2 separate regions of the Homo sapiens genome follow, and region 1 is linked to region 2. Evidence: read pairs that join two places in POLR2A ChIA-PET (ENCODE). Cell type or tissue: PC-9. All regions are shown on one strand. Links, peaks and the distances in the headings refer to the core of each region. The heading gives the core; the rest is flanking DNA. Region 1 overlaps RFC4 (replication factor C subunit 4). Region 2 has its middle 30 kb from the start of ST6GAL1.

What was found. ChIA-PET counts read pairs that join two places held together with the same protein. Peaks named below come from ENCODE experiments on the same cell type or tissue, not always from the same donor. Only the 100,000 strongest peaks of a DNase experiment are listed, where the experiment ranks them.
Region 1: POLR2A ChIA-PET joins it to region 2 with 7 read pairs; 8 of 35 experiments call an interaction of 5 or more read pairs at or near these places.

The regions. Positions count from the first base shown.
Region 1 is chr3:186,793,733-186,805,900 of GRCh38, reverse strand. RFC4 (replication factor C subunit 4) reads left to right here. Exons shown (of 11, transcript NM_002916.5): 2 at 1,177-1,318; 3 at 4,706-4,784; 4 at 8,287-8,366; 5 at 11,124-11,243. The coding sequence starts at 1,188. Among named protein-coding and RNA genes, the nearest start is that of RFC4, 6.7 kb to the left of the region's middle. In PC-9, for the core only: no CTCF peak of the experiment used is centred there; no DNase peak of the experiment used is centred there.
Region 2 is chr3:186,894,144-186,906,311 of GRCh38, reverse strand. It overlaps the pseudogene RPS20P14. Among named protein-coding and RNA genes, the nearest start is that of ST6GAL1, 30 kb to the left of the region's middle. RefSeq lists enhancers at 7,863-8,383, 8,384-8,903, 8,904-9,424, 10,987-11,507. In PC-9, for the core only: no CTCF peak of the experiment used is centred there; no DNase peak of the experiment used is centred there; H3K27ac peaks cover 1,640 bases.

The DNA of each region.
Region 1 (12,168 bases), core at 5,148-9,147, 100 kb after region 2:
ATAGATGGTAATTCATTCACCAAATATTACGGAGCATCTACCATGTACCAGGCACTGTTCTAGGCACCAGGGCATGTAGCAGTGAAAAAAATAGAATTAACCGGGGACTTTTCAGGCGAGCTAATGATGCTTTTTATCCCTGAAAACAGCCTGGAAGAATGTTTACCTGCATGTTAGAAATAGTTACCTTCTGGGTGGGATTTTGTATTACTTTTTTAAATCTCTCATGCTTTTATGCATTGTTTTGATTTCTTCAAGTGAGTGTGTTATGAGAAAAACAGCTGTTTCTATTTTAACAACAGAGTCCCCCACCTTCCCTTCCCCACAGAAAGTCTCTGAAGGTAGGTAAGCATTGACTCTGCCATGAAAATAGGTCCCTGGCCAGGCGAGATGGCTCACACCTGTAATCCCAGCACTTTGGGAGGCCGGGGCAGGAGGATTACTTGAGCCCAGGAGTTCCAGACCAGCCTAGGCAACATGGTGAAACCCTGTCTCTACCAAAAATTTAAAAAATTAGCCGGGGGTGGTGGCACGCACCTGTAGTCCTAGCTACTGGGGAGGCTGAAGTGGGAAGATGACAGGAGCCTGGGATGTCAAGGCTGCAGTGAACCATGATTCCGCCACTGCACTCCATCCTAGGCAAAAGAGTGAGACCCTGTCTCAAAAACAACAACAACAAAAAAAGGTCTTTGAGTTCTGACCCAAGGAAAGGAGTGAAGGTTCTCATTTGTGGTGCAAGCAGAGCACCTTTAATTGCCGAAGAGTCCATTTCAGGGTCTGAGCTAGAGCTAGGCCCATGACTGTGAAAGAAACCATGGAGGCCCATGTGGTTTGGTCATTAGCAACATCATATTTATCAATGCATTTGGAACTCATTAAACATTTTTGTGACATATGATCTTTGTTCTATAACTCCTGCACTAGAAATAGATTCTAAGTTCGTTAGGGACTTTGACCACTTTTCTGTTCTTGTAGCCCTCAGTACAGTGCATTCAGAGTGTCCTAGGTCATGGGGTGATGTCCTTTATTATGTAACATCTTTGCACAAGGCTAAGTTTATTTTCGGGCTGTACTTTCTCATAATGGTTCCCCACCACCACCCCCGCTTTCCTATGGTGCTGATTCGCAATAAAAGTTTCAATAAAAGCTTTTTTTTTCTGTCTTGCACCTGACCAGGGTGAAGTACCATGCAAGCATTTCTTAAAGGTACATCCATCAGTACTAAACCCCCGCTGACCAAGGATCGAGGAGTAGCTGCCAGTGCGGGAAGTAGCGGAGAGAACAAGAAAGCCAAACCCGTTCCCTGGGTGGAAAAATAGTAAGAACACTTGTGTCTTTGTTAAAATAATTCATAAATTATCTCTCTAACCAGTACTGATCACTTTTTTTTTTTTTTAACTTATGGAGGAATGCTTTGTTCTGTTTAGAAGTTGTCTTTGAAAAAAAATCACCCACTTATATAAGTCATAGAACCCTGGAACTAAAGTTACCTGAGAATAATCTAGTTTAACTCCCTTATTTTGTAGATAAACTGAGATCTCTACAAGCAGAGGCTTCCATTTTAGGGGCTGGGATACAGAAGTGAAGAAAACAAAAGTTTCTGTAAACTGGCTATAAATACTAGGTCAGGAGTTCTACTTAAATCCAAATATGTAATCTGTTCCTCCTTCTTCTCATTACAATAGGTGGAAAGTATTATTATTATTATTACTATTTTTGAGACGGAGTCTCACTCTGTTGCCCAGGCTGGCGTGCAGTGGCATGGTCTCGACTCACTGCAACCTCCACCTCCTGGGTTCAGGTGATTATCCTGCCTCAGCCTCCCAAATAGTAGGGATTACAGGTGCCCACCACCACACCTGGCTAATTTTTTGTATTTTTAGTAGAGACGGGGTTTCACCATGTTGGTCAGGTCGATCGCAAACTCCTGACCTCAAGTGATCCACCTGCCTTGGCTTCCCAAAGTGCTGGGATTACATGCATGAGCCACCGCGCCCAGCCCTGGAAATTCAGTTTTGGTTAGCTCATACATTTTTGTCCAAACAACACTTGAATTAGCATTTAAATTGTCAGTCACCACCTGGCATGGTGGCTCATGCCTATAATCCTGTATGTAATCCCAGCAATTTGGGAGGCCAAGGTGGGAGGATCACTTGAGGCCAGGAGTTCCAGACCAGCCTGGCCAACATGTCGAAACCCCCTCTTTACTGGGAAAAAAAAAAAAAAAAAATTAGCCAGGCATGTTGGCGGGCACCTGTAATCCCAGCTACTTGGGAGGCTGAGGCACGAGAATCACTTGAACCTGGGAGGCAGAAATTGCAGTGAGCTGAGATCACACCACTGCATTCCAGCCTGGGTGACAGAACGAGACTCTGTCTCAAATAAATAAATAAAATTGTCAGTCATCTAAGTGATATTACCACAAGTAATTGTAACTATTGGTTGAATGTAGCCTCGGTAATTACCAATGTTTACAGATTACTTATAGGCCGAGTAAGGCCCTCATATGTTTTTTGTGTTTTTGTTTTTTGCTTGCCTTTTTGTTTGTTTGTTTTTTTGGGACAGATTCTCACTTTGTCACCCAGGCTGGAGTGCAGTGGCGCAATGTCAGCTCACTGCAACCTCTGCCTCCCAGGTTCAAGTGATTCTCCTGCCTCAGCCTCCCGAGTAGCTGGGATTACAGACATGCCCCACCACACTCAGCTAATTTTTGTATTTTTAATAGAGACAAGGTTTCATCGTGTTGACCAGGCTGGTCTTCAACTCCTGATCTCAGGTGATCTGCCTGCCTTGGCCTCCCAAAGTGCTGGGATTACAGGCGTGAGTCACTGCGCCCAGCCCCTTATATGTTTTGTTTGGCACCAATAAACCTCATGAAAATCTAGATTTTTTTAATTATGTGGAGGAGGGTCTGGATTTTCAGCTTCTCAGGAGATCAGGCAACACTGGGGGCAGGTTCTCACATGACAGGAGTTATATGGACTTGTGTACTGCTTCTCCTTTTGGAAAGGTCGTGTGTTCCTCAATTTGCCATGGTCCCTACTATATCTTGCATCACACTCTGCCTTCCTCACTCTTGTTATCTGCTTAATCTCTGCAGGTATTTGAATATGAGTCCCTGCTTTATAACATATACTGGATTCCCAAGAGAAGACATTAAAAAAAAAAATCATAATTCCTACCTAGTGTTAACCTGATTTATCGAAAAGTATGGATCAAAGAACTTTTGATTAGTTAACTAAGCACAAAGCCTAAGCTTAGAGTTGGAAGTGTAACTTTGTTCTAGCTTCTCTTAAAAATCACTGTTGTAAGATGAAAATTATATATGATACTTCATATTGGTTCAGCTTGTTGTTTTTGTTAGCCCTCAATGAATTGAATAGGTCTTCATTTTTTTATGCAGTTAGATGATGGAAAAAATTGGCATTAACCAGTTAACACATACTAAGTATATATGTAACTACATTAACCAAAATAGTTACCTATACTAAGGTTACTAAATGGTTTTCCCTTTTCATCTTAAGATTCATGATCTTATTTTGTCAAAGTGGAACAATGCTTTTTTTTTTTCTTTTGAGACAGAGTCTTGCTCTGTCGCCCAGGCTGAAGTGCAGTGGTGCGATCTTGGCTCACTGCAACTTCTGCCTCCTGGGTTCAAATGGGACTACAGGCATGTGCCACCACGCCCACCTAATTTTTTTTGTATTTTTAATACAGACGGGGTTTCACCATGTTGACCAGGCTGGTCTCAAACTCCTGATCTCAGGTGATCTGCCTCCCAAAGTGCTGGGATTACAGGCGTGAGCCACCGCATCCGGCCAATAATAATGCTTTCTAAGCAGGTGTTCACTTTAATTTTTTTTTTTTTTTTTTTTTTGAGATAAAGTTTCGCTCTTGTGACCCAGGTTGGAGTGCAATGATACGATCTCGGCTCACCACAACCTCTGCCTCCAGGGTTCAAGCGCTTCTCCTTCCTCAGCCTCCCGAGTAGCTGGCATTACAGGCATGCACCACCATGCCCGGCTAATTTTATATTTTTAGTAGAGACAGTGTTTCTCCGTGTTGGTCAGGCTGGTCTTGAACTCCTGACCTCAGGTGATCCACCTGCTTCAGCCTCCCTAAGTGTTGGGATTAGTGTGAGCCATCGCACCCAGCCCCACTTTAATTTCTTTTTTTTTTTTTTTTTTTTTGAGACAGAGTCTCCCTCTGTCACCCAGGCTGGAGTGCAGTGGTGCGATCTCAGCTCACTGCAAGCTCTGCCTCCCAGGTTCGTGCCGTTCTCCTGCCTCAGCCTCCCAAGTAGCTGGGACTACAGGCGCTCACCACCACGCCTGGCTAATTTTTTGTGTTTTTAGTAGAGACGGGGTTTCACTGTGTTAGCCAGGATGGTCTTAATCCCCCACTTTAATTTCTAATTAGTGTTTGTAGCATATAAAATAAAATCCTTTTTCTTTAATTTTTGTGGGTATAACAGATTCGAGCAATGCAGAAAGGAAGTAAAACATTATTTCACTCTTTCAGAATGTGTTTGGTTACGGTAAAAACAAGTGGGGTTTCCACCTATTTCCGATTATGAAAAAGTTTCTCATTTCATTGCTGATGTTTAAGAATGGTCATTGGTATTTTAGTAGAAGGAACACTTGAGAGTTTTCTGTGGCTACTATAATATACTAAATAACCTCTTTCCTCCTTCTCACCCCGCAAGTCGCCCAAAATGTGTGGATGAAGTTGCTTTCCAGGAAGAAGTGGTTGCAGTGCTGAAAAAATCTTTAGAAGGAGCAGATGTGAGTTGCAAATGGTGTTTAATGTCATTGGGATATTTAAGACTTAATTTATTCACCCTCTTTCTTCCTTTATAACTTCTAGCCCTCGTTAAATATCTTGCTCTGTGTACAGTAGGTCCTTGATAACTATTTGTACAATGATAATTAGTTCAAATATTTATTGAGCATCTCCTATTTAATCTTACATAGCAGTGTTACCTAGTATTCAAGTAAAAGTCATAGTAATTAAGACAAACTATGAAACATAGACATAGAACAAGACATAAAACATAGAACAAGACAAACTATGCCCCTTTTTTCATGGGTTTTTATTGGTAAGGAAAGATAGAATAAACAAGTAAACCAATAAATAATTATAGGTAGTAATATGTGCTATAAAGAAGAGCCAGAGATTCCTCTAAAGTATAATTGCTTACTAACTTTAGGATTTGGATTGACCTATAATACAAAAAAAAAATCGAGCTTTGAATTCTGCTTATAGCTCTCTCTTCTGCTGTGATCTGGGGGATAAAGTATCCATGGATAACTTGCATTGTAAATTATTCTGAGATAAGATAAACCCATGTGAAAAATTAGCAACTTAAAGTTGTGTTATGATGAATGCCCAAAGTGCTTTAACAGCTCAGTAAAGTGCTGAAGTGGGATGTGGTTTTTGCTTTAGTTTCAAGATTTGCTTCCTTCCTCTCAATCTGGCTGCTTTTAATTAGAAGTTCTTTTGGGTTTTGCTGCCATCATTCCCTTGCTGAAATTATATTACTACAGTACACATTTTGAAAGAAGTTAAATTTATAAAACTATTTAGAATCTTTTTCTTTACCAGTATGTGTTTTGATTTGACTCGCATACTCTTATACCTTTTTGGCCGGCCACAGTGGCTCACGCCTGTAATCCTAGCGTTTCGGGAGGCTGAGATGGGAAGATCACTTGAGGTCAGGAGTTCAAGACCAGCCTGGCCAACATGGTGAAACCCCATCTCTACCAAAAATTAGAAAAAGTAGCCAGGCGTGGTGGCACACACCTGTAGTCCCAGCTACTCAGGAGGCTAAAGCGGGAGAATCATTTGAACCTGGGAGGCGGAGGGGTTGCAGTGAGCCAAGATTGTGCCACTGTACTCCAGCCTGGGTGACAGAGTGAGACTCTGGTCTCAAAAATAAATAAATAAATAAGTAATAAAAAATAAATAACACAAATACTCTTATACCTTTTAATTTTATAATAGTATAGCATTTTATTTTTTGGTATATTCTGCTTGCATATCTTGGTAACAGTATATACCATTTTAATTGCAGTTGCATAGTAATTACACAGATTGCAGGACAATATCTAATTTAATTACTAGTATCTTCAGCAAATGTAGTGAGATTAAGATCCAGTTCTTTTGTTTTTTTGTTTTTTTTTGTAATTGAGACAGAGTCTTGCTCTGTCACGCAGGCTGGAGTGCAGTGGCGTGATACCAGCTCACTGCAACCTCCGCCTCCCAGGCTCAAGTGATCCTCCCACCTCAGCCTCCCAAGTAGCTGGGACTACAGGCATGCACCACCACACACAGCTCATTTTTGTATTTTTAGTAGAGATGGTGTTTAGCCATGTCAAGTGACCTGCCCGCTTTGGCCACCTAAAATGCTGGGATTACAGGCATGAGCCATCATGCCCAGCCTAAGATCTAGTTCTTGACTTTATGCCACGTAATTTATGAGGCTGAAGTAAGAACTTCAGTTTAATATTTTGTGCACCTTTTCAGACTAAGTTTTGTAAAGAGGTGAAATAGTTTTTTTAATTCAAAAGAGTAAAGGAAAACAATTCATTCAATTTATTTTGAAAGGTTTTAAAGAATTATAAGAAGATAATTTTTTCAGAAATTGATTTTAAGAACTGGTATTCCACATACAGTTCTTGAATGTACTACATATATTAGACTAGTGTATAATTAAGGTTTAATAATTTTACCCTGTTTCAAAGAATTTAAATTATTGTATCTGATAGTTAACCTGGATGAATCGTTACATTGTTAAGGGATGCACAGATCAAAATAATAGTTGTAGACCTTAATTACTAAGAAGCCTGGGAGGTTTTTAAGTTATGAATCTCATAGTTTGTTCTGTAAGCTATATGTTATGAATGTAACAGTAATAGTCTTCTAATTAACATATTTGTCTATGTATTGGTTTATTCATTCATTTGGCCAACATTGACTACTGTAGTAGATGCTAGAATACAGATGTGAATAGAACAAATAAGGTTCTTGGTCTTTTAATGAAGTAGACAGGCATTTTACAATTAAGCCCCACAGTGAAATAACAATAAACCAATGCAAAATGCAACAAACACTAATGAGAGAATAGGAGAGGAGACCTACTTTAGACTGAATGGTTTCTGATTTGTAATGCATTAGGAGTTGGCCAGGCAGAAAGAAGAGGATCAGACTCCAGGTCATGGGAGCAACATATGTTCGGGCCAGAAAGTGCCAAGCTGTTAGAAGCCATTGTAAGCTAGAGCCTGGAAGGTGAAGGAGGTGGTAGGCAGATCATGGAAGTCCTTTAGGCCATGGTAAAAAGCTGAGGGTTTTTTGGTTTGTTTTTGTTTTTCTAAGTGGAATAGTTTTAAGTAGCAAGCAGAGTGGTATCTGATTTAGGTGAAGAATGAATGGACAGGAAGAGGGAGGGTTAGGCAAGAGTGGAAACAAACTCTAATGCCTAGTTTCCTGTGTACACTGATTTCCTTATGTGACAGGACATACTGAAGATTGCACAGTATCATAACAGAGCTCATTAGAATTTAGTTGACTTATTAATTTTCACCACGGATCAGTCGACTGCTTGATAGGAGCCAAACTAGCTAGATACAAGGTATAAAAGAAGGTAGCTAGTGATTTAATTTTATCCTTTCCTCTTCTAATGAATTCTCCCTGATACATGCAAGCATCCTTACAGAGTGCATAATCATGATGTGGAGCAGTGCCTAGTACTTAATATATATCTAGTTTTGGATTTTTTGTTAATATTTCTGTTCTTGGTACTTCTGCTCATCCAAAGCCCTAATTATGTCTTTTTTAGTCCTTTTTCCTCAGTTTTGGCCAAATCCCATTACTCTTTTGGTCTGCTTCCCCTTTGAAGCAGCTGACATTTTGTGTAATATAAAATCTTACCTAATCTTGAGCATAGAGGTGGGATAGGAAACTGAGATTCCCTTTAGAAATAAAAGGTTTCTCATTCCAGCTTTGAAAATTTCACCTAAGTGGATTAGCTATAGAGCAAGCATAAATATTGGTTCAGCTTAAGAGATTAAAAAGACACTTGGGGAAAAAAGTGGTAGTATATGAAAAAGCAGGATTTAAATCTGTCAGTACTATGATATCAGTTATATTAAGAAAACTTTATACTTAGAAATTACGTGCCCTATTAGAGAAGTCATTGCACTATTCCACAGACATTTTTTTCGATCTTCCTTTTCATCTATTTGTGCCAGAATACCATTTATTAAAAATAAAATTTAATTTCTACAGCTTCCTAATCTCTTGTTTTACGGACCACCTGGAACTGGAAAAACATCCACTATTTTGGCAGCAGCTAGAGAACTCTTTGGGTACGTTGAAATCAGTCTGTTTTTCTTTTTTTAAAGATTTGACACCAAAATTCTCTGATATTGCTTTTTTTCCTCTAAAAATTTGCGTTTCGTTTTCTGTAGGATAGTTTTCTATTTCTGATTTTTAAAAATCCCATGAGCCATTTTGTTCCTCCCTCACTCCCCTGAAGAAATCAGCTTGCCTGCGTCTTTTGTGACCTTCATTGTGAATCTTGTTCAAGTGTGGGGAGCCTATGATTTTTTCCATCACTTTCTTTAAATTTTCCATTATAACTTTGGAGTCCAGAGGGCCCAACTTAATGTCCAGTTGTGCTGATAGTTTTATCACCCTCTTAATGATTGTGTTCACATCTGTGTGGCTACATGATAGAATCTGCTGTTTCTGATGGCACTATTTGCACCATCCATTCTTGAGTCCTGCTCTGGACTTCCTAGGCTCTGACTCTGGAGTGGCCAGTCCAGCTCCTTGCCTCAGGTCTCCTGAGCACAAGTGATGGTTGATGTAGTGTGATTCCAGGTACACCAGAAAATCTTCCTGTGAGTCACCTTCTTATGTTCCTCTTCCTAGATTGACCATCTTGGCTTAACCAGCCATTCTAGAGGAGCCCTTTACCTAGAGTTAAAAGATGTGTAGTGGGCTGGGTCTGATATACATGAAACATGCACCAACATAACAAAGGCTGTTTTGAGTTTATCCAGAATTAATATCAGACATACAACTGATAGAAATATCTGAAATCCTACATATGAAAATAGGCTGGGTGTGGTGGCTCACATCTGTAATCCCAGCACTTTGGGAGGCCGAGGCAGGTGGATCACCTGGGGTGAGGAGTTCGAAACCAGCCTGGCCAACATGGTGAAACCCCATCTCTACTAAAAATACAAAAATTTGCCAGGCATGGTGGCATGCACCTGTAGTCCCAGCTACTCGGCAGGCTGAGGCAGGAGAATCACTTGAACCTGGGAGGCAGAGGTTGCAGTGAGCCGAGATCACGCCACTGCACTCCAGCCTGGGTGACAGAGCGAGACTCCGTCTCAAAAAAAAAAAGACGCCACTGAAATCACCAAATGTGTAAGGATTATTAGTTATGTCAAAATGTAAAAGACAAAGGGAGAAGCTGCTATGTGCCTAATATTTTATTTGACAGCAATTTTTTATTCTCAGTAAAATTATAGAAGAACTTTTTTGATTATTCCACAACTCAATCAGATAGAACCAATCTGAATCAGCCTTAACAGTTGTTTATTATTACTTAGAGTAGGTCAGTCCAGATTATACAACTTTTTCTATATCCTTTATGAAATAATGTTTGTCTTTAAAGAACTTACTTTAACAGTGAATTTCATATTTAATATTGTGGCTTTAAAATAGAAAATAGATGCATGTAAATGTTTATGTCCATAAACATGCTTAGGATACCATGCTGATTAGGAAAAATAGAGATGAAACTAAATCACAACTCTTGTTTTTTATTTAAATGTGTGTGTGTGTGTGTGTGTGTGTGTGTAAAAGACTAGAGGGAAGTTTCAAAAACAGTGCTTTGACAGTGTGCCCACTTTTTTCTTTTGATTTCTCAAATTTCTCTACAGTAAGCATATATTACTTTTAGTAATTTTTATTAAAACTCACTTTAAAAACCTGCTCATGTTTTAATCCATTAATTTTCCTTAATCCAGTAGGTTTCCTTATAGCAAACTACCCTGTGGAATTTATTTATTTATTTGTTTATTTATTTATTTTTGAGACAGTGTCTCGCTCTATTGCCCAGGCTGGAGTGCAGTGGTGCGATCTCGGCTCACTGCAACCTCCACATCCCGGGTTCAAGCAATCCTCCTGCCTCAGCCTCCTGAGTAGCTGGCACTACAGGTGCCTGTAACCACGCCCAGCTAATTTTTGTATTTTTAGTAGAGACAGGGTTTCACCACGTTGGTCAGGCTGGTCTCGAACTCCTGACCTCGTGATCCACCCGCCTCGGCCTCCCAAAGTGCTGGGATTACAGGCATGAGCCACCACATCCGGCCGGAAATAATTTAAAATGTGCTATATTATAACATTATTTAAAATTACAGTATTTAAAACTATCTAGATGTCTAACAATAGAAGAATGTGAAGTAAATGATGGTACAGTCATAGGATGGAATATCATATGACTATTAAAATGTTATTTACAGTGGTTTTGATAATATGCCAAGATACTTATTATAAATGCAAAGTGGAAAATCGATTTAAAATTTTATATGTGGGGCCAGGTGTGGTGCCTCACACCTGTAATCCCAACATTTTGGGAGGCCAAGGTGGAAGGATCACCTGAGACCAGCCTGGCCACATAATGAGTCCCTGCCTCTACAAAAAGTAAACAAAATTAGCCAGGTGTGATGGCATGTGCCTATAGTCCCAGCTAGTTGGGAAGCTAAGGTGGGAGGATCATTTGAGCCCAGGAGTTCAAGGCTGCAGTGAGCCATCATCATGCCACTGTTCTCCAGCCTGAGTGACAGAGCAAGACCTTGTCTCCAAAAAAATAAAAAGAAAAGAAATTGTATATGTTATGTAATGTCTACATTTTTTTAAATGCATGGAAAAAAGCCAAAATGTTAACTGCAGCACTCTGCTGAAGCGAGAATGCAAAAGTGATTGTGTGCCTTCTATCCATGTTGTTTACTAGGTGGATTTTAAACGTCTGCAAAGTGTGCAAATGTTAAAATGTGATTTAAGCCTACTTGTGCTCTATGTTTCATATTTGTTTCATTTTGAGATAGGCCTGAACTTTTCCGATTAAGAGTTCTTGAGTTAAATGCATCTGATGAACGTGGAATACAAGTAGTTCGAGAGAAAGTGAAAAATTTTGCTCAATTAACTGTGTCAGGAAGTCGCTCAGAGTAAGTAAATTTGCCCTCCCTCCTCCATAGCATGTATTATTTTAAATATGTATTTCTGCCATCGCTCCTCAGCCTTTTGGCTAAGATCAAGTGTATTTCTGCCAAATTGTCAACTTTTCATGTTAGAAGACTATCCTGCCTGAGGTAAACAGGGATTTAATCAACTACTTATGCTCCTTAGGTGGCAAAGGTCCAGGATTACATTGGTGGTACCTAGACATATGTGTAAATTTTACATGAGCACATTTCAAAATTTGTGAAAGTGAATGACTAATTTTTGATATGCACCTTAAATTGATGGTGCAGTCAGTCACAACCGCTATAGCACCTAATGTATTTTTATGTGAAATGAAGACTGGGAGGTGGACTAAAAGACTCTGAGATCCCTTCTACCATTAATACTTGAAATCTGTTTTCTTGGTATAATTTTCATACAATTATGTTAATGCCACTTTTGGTGGGAGAAAAACTTTAATGGCAGATTACCAAAAATCAATGTACAGAAGGTAATAACCCGCAACGTGGGAGAAAATATTTACAAATCATATACCTAAAAAGGTACTTATATCTAGAACATATGAAGAACTTTAAAAACTCAGTAATAAAAACAAATAACCCAATTAAAAAATGGGCAAAGGCCGGGCGCAGTGGTTCACACCTGTAATCCCAGCACTTTGGGAGGCCGAGGCAGGTGGATCACAAGGTCAGGAGATCGAGACCATCCTGGCGAACATGGTGAAACCCCATCTCTACTAAAAATACAAAAAATTAGCTGGGTGTGGTGGCGGGCGCCTGTAGTCCCAGCTACTCGGGAGGCTGAGGCAGGAGTATGGCGTGAACCCAGGAGGCAGAGCTTGCAGTGAGCCAAGATCGCACCACTGCACTCCAGCCTGGGCGACAGAGCAAGACTCTATCTCAAAAAAAA
Region 2 (12,168 bases), core at 3,266-7,265:
AAACACCACTGTGCAAATAAACTAGAAAATCTAGAAGAAATGGATAAATTCCTGGACACATACACCCTTTCAAGACTAAACCAGGAAGAAGTCGAGTCCCTGAATAGACCAATAACAGGCTCTGAAATTGAGGCAGTAATTAATAATCTACCAACCAAAAAAAATCCAGAATCAGACGGATTCACAGCCGAATTCTACCAGAGGTACAACGAGGAGCTGGTACCATTCCTTTTGAAATGATTCCAAACAATAGAAAAAGAGGGAATCCTCCCTAACTCATTTTATGAGGCCAGCATCATCCTGATACCAAAACTTGGCAGAGACACAACAAAAAAAAAGAACATTACAGGCCAATATTCCTGATGAACATCCATGCGAAAATCCTCAATAAAATACTGGCAAACCAAACCCAACAGCACATCAAAAAGCTTATCCACCAAGATCAAGTTGGCTTCATCCCTGGGATGCGAGGCTGTTTAAACATATGCAAATCAATAAACGTACTCCATCACATAAACAGAACCAATGACAAAAACCACATGATTATCTCAATAGATGCAGAAAAGGCCTTCGATAAAATACAATAGCCTTTCAGGCTAAAAACTCTCAATAAACTTGGTATTGATGGAACGTATTTCAAAATAATAAGAGCTATTTATGACAAACCCACAGCCAATATCATACTGAATGGGGAAAAACTGGAAGCATTCCCTTTGAAAACCGGCACAAGACAAGCATGCCCTCTCTTACCACTCCTATTCAACATAATATTGGAAGTTCTGGCCAGGGCAATTGGACAAGAGAAAGAAATAAAGTGTATTCAATTAGGAAATGAAGAAGTCAAATTGTCTCTGTTTGCAGATGACATGATTGTATATTTAGAAAACCCCATTATCTCAGCCCAATATCTCCTTAAGCTGATAAGCAACTTCAGCAAAGTCTCAGGATACAAAATCAATGTACAAAAATCACAAGCATTCGTATACACCAATAACAGACAAACAGAGAGCCATTCACAATTGCTACAAAAAGAATAAAATACCTAGGAATCCAACTTACAAGGGATGTGAAGGACCTCTTCAAGGAGAACTACAAATCACTGCTCAATGAAATAAGAGAGGACACAAACAAATGGAAGAACATTCCATGCTCATGGATAAGAAGAATCAATATCGTTAAAAAGGCCATACTGCCCAAAGTAATTTATAGATTCAGTGCTGTCCCCATCAAGCTACCATTGACTTTCTTCAAAAAATTGGAAAAAAACTAGTATGAATTTCATATGAAACTAAAAAAGAGCCCACATTGCCAAGACAATCCTAAGCAAAAAGAACAAAGCTGGAGGCATCACATTACCTGACTTCAAACTATACTACAAGGCTACAGTAACCAAAACAGCATGGTACTGATACCAAAACAGATATATAGACTAATGGAACAGAACAGAGGCCTCAGAGATAATACCACACATCTACAAGCATCTGATCTTTGACAAACCTGACAAAAACAAGCAATGGAGAAAGGATTCCCTATTTCATAAATGGTGTTGGGAAAACTGGCTAGCCACATGCAGAAAACTGAAACTGGATCCCTTCCTTACACCTTATACAAAAATTAAGTCAAGATGAATTAAAGACTTAAACATAAGACCTAAAACCATAAAAACCCTAGAAGAAAACCTAGGCAATACCATTCAGGACATAGGCATGGGCAAAGACTTCATGACTAAAACACCAAAAGCAATGGCAACAAAAGCCAAAATTAACAAATGGGATCTAATTAAACTAAACAGCTTCTGCACAGCAGAAGAAACTATCATCAGAGTGAACAGGCAACCTACAGAATGGGAGAAAATTTTTGCAATCTATCCATCTGACAAAGGGCTAATATCCAGAATCTACAACGAACTTTAACAAATTTACAAGAATAAAACAACCCCATCAAAAAGTGGGCAAAGGATATGAACAGACACTCCTCAAAAGAAGACATTTATGCAGCCAACAAACATATGAAGAAAAGCTCATCATCACTGGTCATTTGAGAAATGCAAATCAAAAGCACAGTGAGATACCATCTCATGCCAGTTAGAATGGCAATCATTAAAAAGTCAGGAAACAACAGATGCTGGGGAGGATGTGGAGAAATAGGAATGCTTTTACATTGTTGATGGGAGTGTAAATTAATTCAACCATTGTGGAAGACAGTGTGGTGGTTCCTCAAGGATTTAGAATTAGAAATACTAATTGACCCAGCAATCCCATTACTGAGTATACACCCAAAGGATTAAAAATAATTCTACTATGAAGACATACGCACATGTATGTTTATTGTGGCACTGTTCACAATAGCAAAGATTTGGAACCAACCCAAATGCCCATCAATGATCGACTGGATAAAGAAGATGTGGCACATATACACCATGGAATACTATGCAGCCATAAAAAAGGATGAGTTCTTGTCCTTTGCAGGGACATGGATGAAGCTGGAAACCATCATTCTCAGCAACCTAACACAAGAACAGAAAACCAAACACCACATGTTCTCACTCATAAGTGGTAGCTGAACAATCAGAACACATGGACACAGGGAGGGGAACATCACATACTGAGACCTGCCAGGGGTTGCAGGGAGTAAAGGAGGGATAGCATTAGGAGAAATACTTAACGTAGATTATGGGTTGATGGGTGTAGCAAACCACCATGGCACATGTATACCTATGTAACAAACCTGCACATTCTGCACATGTACCCCAGAACGTAAAGTATAATAATTTTAAAAAATAGAAAAAAAATAGCTGGACATGGTAGTGTGCACCTGTAGTCCCAGCTACTTGGGAGGATGGGGCTGGAGATTTGCTTGAACCTGGGAGGTGGAGTTTGCAGTGAGCCAAGATCGTGCCACTGCACTCCCGTCCAGGCAACAGAGCAAGACTCTGTCTCAAAAAAAAAAAAAAAAAATGCTATAATAGAACTAAGCACACGATGTCATGGAAATATAGAGAAGGAAAATCTGCTAATCCTTTTGATGAACCAGGAAGATGATCCAGGGTGTCTTCCTGGAGGAGATAACAGACGCTGACTTTTAAAAGTAAGTAAAGATTTAGCCAGATAAAAAGTGAGGAGATGAGGATATTCCTGGCAGGGAGAACAGCATGATAGATTAAGAGAACTGGTCTGGCTGAATTGGAAGACATGTGGAGAATATGGCTGGAGAACAGGTGGAAAACATAAGTCATTGCTAGATGAAGAGTTTACATCATATGTCCTATGCTAAGGAGTTTAGACCTTAAAGCCAGTGGGAACTCACTGAAGGGTATTAAGCAGAAGAATGTCCCACTGATACTTTTCTGAACGCTCACTCTGGCTGTGTGGAAGACTGATAGAAGGGGACAGCTTTGGAGAGAGAGAGAACTGGTTATGGTGATGATTACTGTAACAGTCTTCCTAAGAACTCATGAGTCCTAAGGCAGAGGTAGAGTTGGTGGAGAGTTCTTTAGGACCGTGGTTATCAAAATATGGTCTACAGACACTTTCAGGGGGTCCATGAGGTCACAACTATTTTCACAATTACAGTAAGATCATATTTGGGTTTTTCACTGTGTTGACATTTGCACTAATAGTGCAAAAGAAATAATGGGTAAAACTGTTAGTGTCTTAGTACAATGAGGCACTAAAGTCCACTAGTAGTCTTGCGTGCTTCACCACCATCAACTCACAGGGAAAAAAAAGTTTTTTAAATATCCTTTATGAAGCAATAAATATTATTAATTTTTATTAAGTCTTTACCTTTGAGTACATATCCTTTTTTTTCTATCATTCCTGAATCACCAGCCTCCTTTTTTTTTTTTTAGGTAGGGTTTTTGCTCGATTGCTCAGGCTGGAATGCAGTGGCGTGATCTCAGCTCCCTGCAGCTTTGACTTCCTGGGCTCAAGCAATTCTCCCACCTCAACCTTCCTGGTAGTTGGGACCACAGGCATGCACCACCAGGCCCAGCTAATTTTTGTTTGTTTGTTTTGTAAAGACAGGGTCTCACTCTGTTGCCCAGATTGGTCTCAAACTCCTGGGCTCAAGTAATCTGCCTGCCTCAGCCTCTCAAAATGCTGGGATTACAGGCATGAGCCACTGTGCCCACAACCTTTTAATACTCTGTGTGATGCGATATACGAAGGATATACAAAGCATTTTAGTTGCAGAGTAAAATATGATGATTGTCCCAAGGAAGAGCGCTTTTGTAGTTAAGTTATGAACTGAACTAACCGTTTTATTTTTTTATGGAACATGAAAAAAACTTTTATATTAAAAGTTTTACCATACTTTTAACTTCTAGTATGGTAAATATGATTTCACCTGAAAGAAAATTACTAGTATAAACTAGGGTTATCAGACTTGCATATTTGGGAGACGTTTTCTTAAAAGTCAATAAAGTGAACCTCTCACTTCAAGAATAACAAATTTTTCTAGTTTTTATTTTAGTGTTTGTTACTAGTTGTATTTTTTGCCAATGATGAAAACTAAGTTTTCAGGTAAAAATTAGAATTTTGGAAGACTTGTACCCACCCCTGTGAATCTGACAGGTTCCCAATTCTTGAACATTTTTCTGATGACACTAATGGGTGTTGTGGGTTGAATTGTGGCTCCAAAAAAGACATGTTGAAGTCCTAATTTTTTATATCTATGATTGTGACCTTGGCAAACAGGGTTTTCAGATACACTTGAGTTACCATGAGGTCATACTGGATTAGAGGAGGCCCCAAATTCAATGAACTGGTGTTATGAGTATAAATTTGGATACAGAAATGTAGCCACACCCAAGGAAGTAGGCCTGTGAAAACAGAGGCAGAAACTGATGTAATGCAGCTACAAGCCAAGAAATACCAAGGACTTCACACCACCACCAGAAACTCAGAGAGGGGCATGAAAGGATTCTCCTTTAGCCCTTTAAGGAGGAAACCACCCTGCCAACATCTTGATCTCAGACTTCCAGCCTTCAGAAATGTGACAGAATAGATTTCTGTTATTATAAAAAACTACACAATTTGTGGTACTCTGTTACGGCAGCCCTACAAAGCAATACAGTGGTGCAAACATCAAATGTGATTACTTGATATTTAGAGGGAAATGGGTCAATGTCAGGAAGGTATACATGACTCAGTGAATAAAATTTTCAAAGCCCAGCACACAATGTCACAAGGTCATGCATTAAGGGGTAAAAGATTCATTCAAAGTATAAAATAACCCAGTAGATTTTAATATAACAGAGTACAAAAAATTCACTGATATGATTTCAGAATCTACTTTACAGCTAACCTTTAAGAAACTACCACTTGTTGAGCTTTGGTGTAGCAACAAAAGAAGTATCTACAATTACCTAAAAATGATGTTAAAACTCCCCTACCTTTTCCATCTACTTACCTGTTTGAGGATGAATTTTTCTCTGTATACTTCAAACAAAATCATTGCATTTTGGTTGCAACTGAATATATTGCAAGAGAAGCAGATATTGTAATTCAGCTCCTTCTGTTAAGCGACATTAAGAGATTTACAAAAATGTAAAGCAGTGCAACTCTTCTTATTTTTTTTGTTTTGGAAAATAGTTTTCTAATAGAAATGTTAGTGTTAATGTGTCAATGTGTGATTCTTGTAAATATGTGGTGGGCTTATTAGTTATGTCAATATGTGATGGGTTTATTATTTTAAATAAATATATATATATATTTTTTAACAACTGGTAATCAATTTATTAAAATAGTTGACTTAAGCATCTGCAATGGTGACTTCCACCTCAACTCCTGGCTCAGTACTGATGGAAGTAATCTGCTTAACAATCTCAGAAGGACTGTGCAAGTCAAAGAGTCGCTTGTGAATTCTCATCTGGAAACGATCCCACGTCTTAGAACCTTCACCACAAGGAGTTTTTCTTGTAGTGATTCTCAAAGTCTTGGAAGGCATTCGAACTCCTCCTTTCACTTTGAGATTCTTTGCTTTTGCGCCTCTGATCAAGTCAGCACCCACCTTTTCCAAGGATTTTACGCTGCGGCTTGTTAGGGTGATTCGAATTCGGTGAATTGCCACCTCCGGCTCCACGGGTGCTTTTCCGGTATCCTTAAAAGCCATGGCTGCTGCGCGGCTTCATGACCGACTTGTTCCTCGGCGGCGAGAGCGAACAGCGGTGAGTCAGGAGCAGGAGCATGCGGACCAGAAATCCTCGCACCTACGACCGCGTCTTCCTCTTAAAGAAATATTTTTAAATTTTTTATTTTAGCTTCTAGTATGGTAAATATCTATAAATATGGCTCATTTACATAGAGTCTCTTTGAGATACCAATGATTTTTAAGAGTGTAAAAGGATTCAGAGACCAAAGTTTGAGACTCACTAGTTTAAAAGGTAGAAATAATGGCTGGGTGTGGTGGCTCACACCTGTAATGCCAACATTTTGAGAGGCTGAGGTGGGAGGATCACTTGAGGCCAGGAGTTTGAGATAGCCTGGGCAACATAGCAAGATCACCAGATCACCACACACAGATTTTTTTTCTTAATTAGCCAAGCCTGGTGGCACACACCTGTAGTCCTAGCTACTCTGGAGGCTGAGGCAAGAGGGTCACTTGAGTTTTGGAGTTCAAGGCTGCAGTGAACTGTGACACCACCACTGCACTACAGCCTGGGTGACACAGACCAAGACCCTATCTCTGAGAAAAAAAAATGTAGAAATAAAAGAATTTGGCAAGTGATCGGTGGGGTTGGGAGAGAGAGAAGGCTTGTTCCAGTCTTAGGAATTATTCTCCTGATTGGGTTATGTCAAAAAGAACTGGCTTTATGGGAGATGATATGTTCAACCTTGGAAATGATCAGTTTAGGTTGCCTGAAGGACACTCTGGTAGAGCCAACCATTAGCCAAAGATCTATGGGTTTGGAGTGTGGCTGTCTGAACATATCAAATTCACATAGCTGCAGTAACTAATGCCCCAGTCAAGGAGACAATTACTAAGGTAGAGAATCAAGTGAGAAGAGTGCTCAGAATGGAGTCCAGGGTTATATCAATATGGAGGCATAGCAAGAAAGCTGGCTAGAAACCAATCTATGGGTCTGAAAAAGAGTACTCAGTGGGAAGAGAAACCCCACAGGGAGTGATGTCACACAAACCAAATAAGGCAGAATTTTCAAGAAGGGAGGGGTCAATATCAGCAAATATTGCAAAGATACCAACTGTGTCATTACTGCCTGGCTGGCAGCAGTTTTAGAGGTGGTAAGAGACGTCATGCAGGGAGCAGGTATGGTCTGCTCTTTAAATAACAAGCTTGAATTGGACAGACATTCATTATTTTTTTATTTTTTTATTTTGAGACAGCTGATGCCCAAGCTGGAGTGCAGTGGCGCAATCTCAGCTCACTGCAACCTTTGCCTCCCTGGTTCAAGCAATTCTCATGGCTCAGCCTCCCAGGTATCTGGGATAACAGGCGTGTGCCACCACACCCAGCTAAATTTTGTGTGTGTGTATATATACACACATATAATATATACACATAAGTATATACATATACAAAAATAATACATATAAATATAATATATATTATATATATTTAGTAGAGACAGGGTTTCACTATGTTAGCCAGGCTGGTCTCAAACTCGACCACAGGTGATCTGCCTGCCTTGGCCTCCCCAGGTGCTGGGATTACAGGTGTGAGCCACCGCTCCCGGCCACACATCAATAATTTAAACACTGCCTGGCAAGTGGAAAGTGTTCAGCCAACTGGTGTTACTGCTGAGATCGAAGGGAAGGGAGAAATGCTGGCATCCCTAGCCCATCCAAGTTCCTAGTTGGAGGGACACAGTGTAGCTGGCTCCTGCCTGACATGCCACCCTTTTCTGGAGTAGATATGAGAAGCAGGTGGTCCTGCTGGGGTGTAAGGAAGATGGCAGCATTCTAAAGTATAATGATGGGGCACAAACACAAAATCGTTTTCTTTTTGAGTTACTGTCTTCAGCCACCCTCTTTCAGATCCCGCTTTCTAGTTTATTAAAAGGTAGTTTAAAATCTCAGACTCAGCCAGGCATGGTGGCTCATGCCTGTAATCCCAACACTTTGGGAGGCTGAGGCGGGCGGATCACGAGGTCAAGAAATCAAGACCATCCTGGCCAACATGGTGAAACCCTGTCTCTAGTAAAAATACAAAAATTATCTGGGCGTGGTGGTGCGTGCCTGTAGTCCCAGCTACTTGGGAGGCTGAGGCAAGACAATCGCATGAACCCAGGAGGTGGAGGTTGCAGTGAGCTGAAATCACGCCACTGCACTCCAGCCTGGACAACAGAGTGAGAGACTCTGTCTCAAAAAAAAAAAAACAAAAAAACCCTTCAAACTCACTTATCAAGATTGGAGCTGGAATTCTGATGACAACCAGCACTTCCTGTGAGGGGTGGACAAGAGAGAAGGGCATGGGGTGAATGTCACTCTCTAACCAGCCATTGTCGTGATCCTCTCTGTGGTCTCTGTGACCCTCTGGCTAACACAGCCTGGCCTCCTTGCCCTCGGGGTAGCAGGCATTTAGGTGTTGGGTCCGCCATGGGCTCAGATGAGAGCACTTCTGGGTGCTCCCAGATGGGAAGTCCACCTGTTACACCCAAACGAGTTAGAGAAAACGCCACACTTTGAGACGAATTAAGAGTCCTTTATTTAAGCTGGCGGCCAAAGAGACGGCTAATGCTCAAAATTCTCTTGGCCCCGAGGAAGGGGCTTGATTAACTTTTATACCTTGGTTTAGGAAAGGGAGGGAACTCAAATGCAATAATTCTACAGAAGTAAAAACATGCAAGAATCAAAAGAAGCAAATGGTTACAGAGAGATAAACAATTTAAAAGACAAATGATTACAAAAAGCAACGGTACCAGGTGCAGGGCTCTAAATCCTTCATTAGAGTTAGATATAGATGCTATGCCGGACACGAACTCAAGGCTTTATGTTGTTATCTCTTTGAGAAAAATCCTGGGAACTTCATACATGGTTTGTTCCAGTACCTTATCAGTTAACTGGGCTCCTATGAAATGCTGAGGATCTGCTTACACAGGTTAACTCCTTGAGGAAGGGGGTTGGGTATGGAGCACTTAATGTCTTGTAAATCAAAAGGTCAAATGGAGTTTATCCGGCTTTCCCAGCCAGGGAGAGTCTATTCATATGGGAAACATGGCTGGGAATTAAGGAGACAAAAAAAGGGAAAATTTAAAGTAGCGAGCTAGAGTAAAAAACAAGGTTAGGCATTGCACACCTCTGCTATCTTCCCGCCTCCACTGCTCCCAACCCAATAGTCTGCCCCTCTGCTGAGTGGCCTGGCCCAGAGCACAGCCCTCCAGTGTGAAATGCGGCAGACCATGTCCTCAGGATACTCTGCTGTCTGCCTTTGCCATCTCCATCACTCTACCAGCCTCCATTCTCCCCAGACTTGGGATGTGGTGGGGGGTGTTTGTGGTGGTTGGTAGGGCATCAGGGCTGCTCTGCTAACTCTTAAAAAGCCCCAGGAAGGTGGTTGTGCCTAAGTTGGCAGCGCTCTTTAGTAGGGAGAGTACTGTTGCCTACTGTTTTCAGCTGTTGGCTCTGGTGCGTGCAGTAACAGGAAAAGCCCCCCTCAGACCATTAAGTGGCAATGGTGAGAAATGGGAAAGGGGCTGACTGAGTCCAGAGCTGCAAGAGATAAGCTTACAGCAAACCAAGGCCAGATCTCAAGGCAATGATAATTCAAGTTAAGTCATTTGGGCCTGATCCTGAGGTTTAAGGGGAGTCTTTGAAAGGTTTTATGGAAGAGAATGACATAATCAGATATGGGTTTCAGAAAGATCAGTCTGGTGAAAGACAAGAAGAATTAGAAGACTACAAAATGATTCAGGAGAAATACGGTAAGGGCCTACATCGGGATATGATGGGGAACAGAACAGAATCACAGTTAAGATGCACATTGCCTTTGACAGGCCCCCTGGAGCTGAGCACCACCGGCCCTTCTGTGTACAGCACTGTGCTTTGCCCACCAGCTAGAACATCTCTTCCTCAAACGGGGCCCCAGAGCTGATGTGGGTTAGACTTGGCCAGAGAGACCTCTTCTTTCTATATCTGCAGCTGGGCCTACTCTCTATCGCCTAACCCACTGTCACAGGGTGGGTTTTCCAGCAGACATTAAAAAGGAGTTTGGGGATACAATATGCTTATTAAGGATCAGCACCTCTGAAAGGAAAGGGAAGAAGCAGGATCAGGCCCAGGAACAAGTTGAACTGTGATGCGGGCCTGACAAAATGCTCAGGAGCCCCTAGTAGAGGTGGGGAGTGAGGATTGCTTGTCAGCATCTAAGATTAGGTCCCCACTTCATTCGGCAACCAGATGCAGGCTGCCCCAGGAGGGGGCATGACTGTGTGTGGGGCCACTTTACAGCTGAGGCAGAGCACAAATCAACTGAGTCCTGGAGACCCTGCAGCTGAGCCCTGGAGTCCCTGCAGCTGGGTGGCAAGCCCTCCCTTCTAGGGGAATACAGACAAGGCATCTTACTTCTGTCCTGCTCTCGCCTCTGGGCCTCTGGTCAGGCCTGCTCCCCGAGCCTGCCTCACCCACCTCTGCAGCACCTACGGCTCAGGGAGCTTTGCCAGAAGGGCTTTGGAGAAGGAAGCAGGAAGAACCTTAGTCTTTGGAAATGCTATTTATCTGTAATTGTAATCCCAGGCATCCATAATTAGGAGGGTAAGTTTACTTCTGAAGAAATTGTGTCATGCCTTCCCTGCTAAAACATACTTGGGGATTTCCTGCTCTTATAGATTGTATCTGACTCCCTTTCTGCATCAAATAACGTAAAATCAAGAATGCTAATCCTCAAGACTTGGGCCTACTTAATTGCAACAGGAACACGCCCTTAAGACACAGATCACTCAGGCTTTTGTTTGTGGCTTAAGAATGCCTTTAAGCAGTTTTCCGCCCTGGGTGGGCCAGGTGTTCCTTGCCCTCATTCCCGTAAACCTGCAACCTTCCAGCTTGGGTGTTATGGCCATTATGGACATGTTGCGTTTTATTTATGACCAGTTTTGGGGCCAGTTTATGGCCAGATTTTGGGGGGCTTGCTCCCAACACCTGACCTAGAACCAGATTCTTGAAGAAGTGTCTAGGTTGGGCGCGGTAACTCACGCCTGTAATCCCAGCACTTTGGGAGGCTGAGATGGGCGGATCACCTGAGGTCAGGAGTTCGAGACCAGCCTGGCTAACATGGTGAAACACCATCACTACTAAAAATACAAAAATTACCCGGGCACGGCAGCGGGTGCCTGTAATTCCAGCTACTTCGGAGGCTGAGGCAGGAGAATCGCTTGAACCTGGGAGGCGGAGGTTGCGGTGAGCTGAGATCGTGCCATTGCACTCCAGCCTGGGCAATGAGTGAAACTCCATCTCAAAAAAAAAAATCTGATTCTGCCATGAACTTTATCTGAGATGAGCACAGCTCTTAGTTAGCCACCCCAGTCATTAAATTCCTCTGAAAAGGAGAAAGCAGTTTTTATTTTTAGAAAGGTGGCTAGGCAGGCAGTTAGAGGCTGAGACAGACGAGGATGAAGGGACAGAGGATCTTCCCAAACGGTAGTTTCTGACCTCAGTGTGTAATAGAAAGGCATAAATTGTGGTCCGGTGACAGGGTTCACGCCTGTAATCCCAGCACTTTGCGATACCAAGGCGGGTGGATCACTTGAGGCCAGGAGTTAAAGACCAGCCTGGCCAACAGGGCGAAACTCCATCTCTACTGAAAATACAAAACTTAGCTGGGCTTGGTGGCACACTCCTGTGGTCCCAGCTACTTGGGAGGCTGAGGCAGAAGAATCGCTTGAACCCGAGAGGAGGAGGTTGCAGTGAGCCAAGATTGAGCCATTGCACTCCAGCCTGGGGGACAAGAGCAAGACTCTGCCTCAAAAAAAAAAAAAAAATGAAGAAGACATTATAGGATACAGACACACACAGAGGGAAGACCATGTGAAGATACCATGTGAAGATACAGGGAGAAGACAGTCATCAACATGCCAAGGAAAGAGACCTCAGAAGAAACCAACCAACCCTGCTGACAACTCAGTCTCAAATTTCTTTCATCCAGAATTGTGAGAAATAAATTTCTCTTCTTGAAGGGGTGGGTTGCCCCTCCACACCTGTGGGTGTTTCTCGT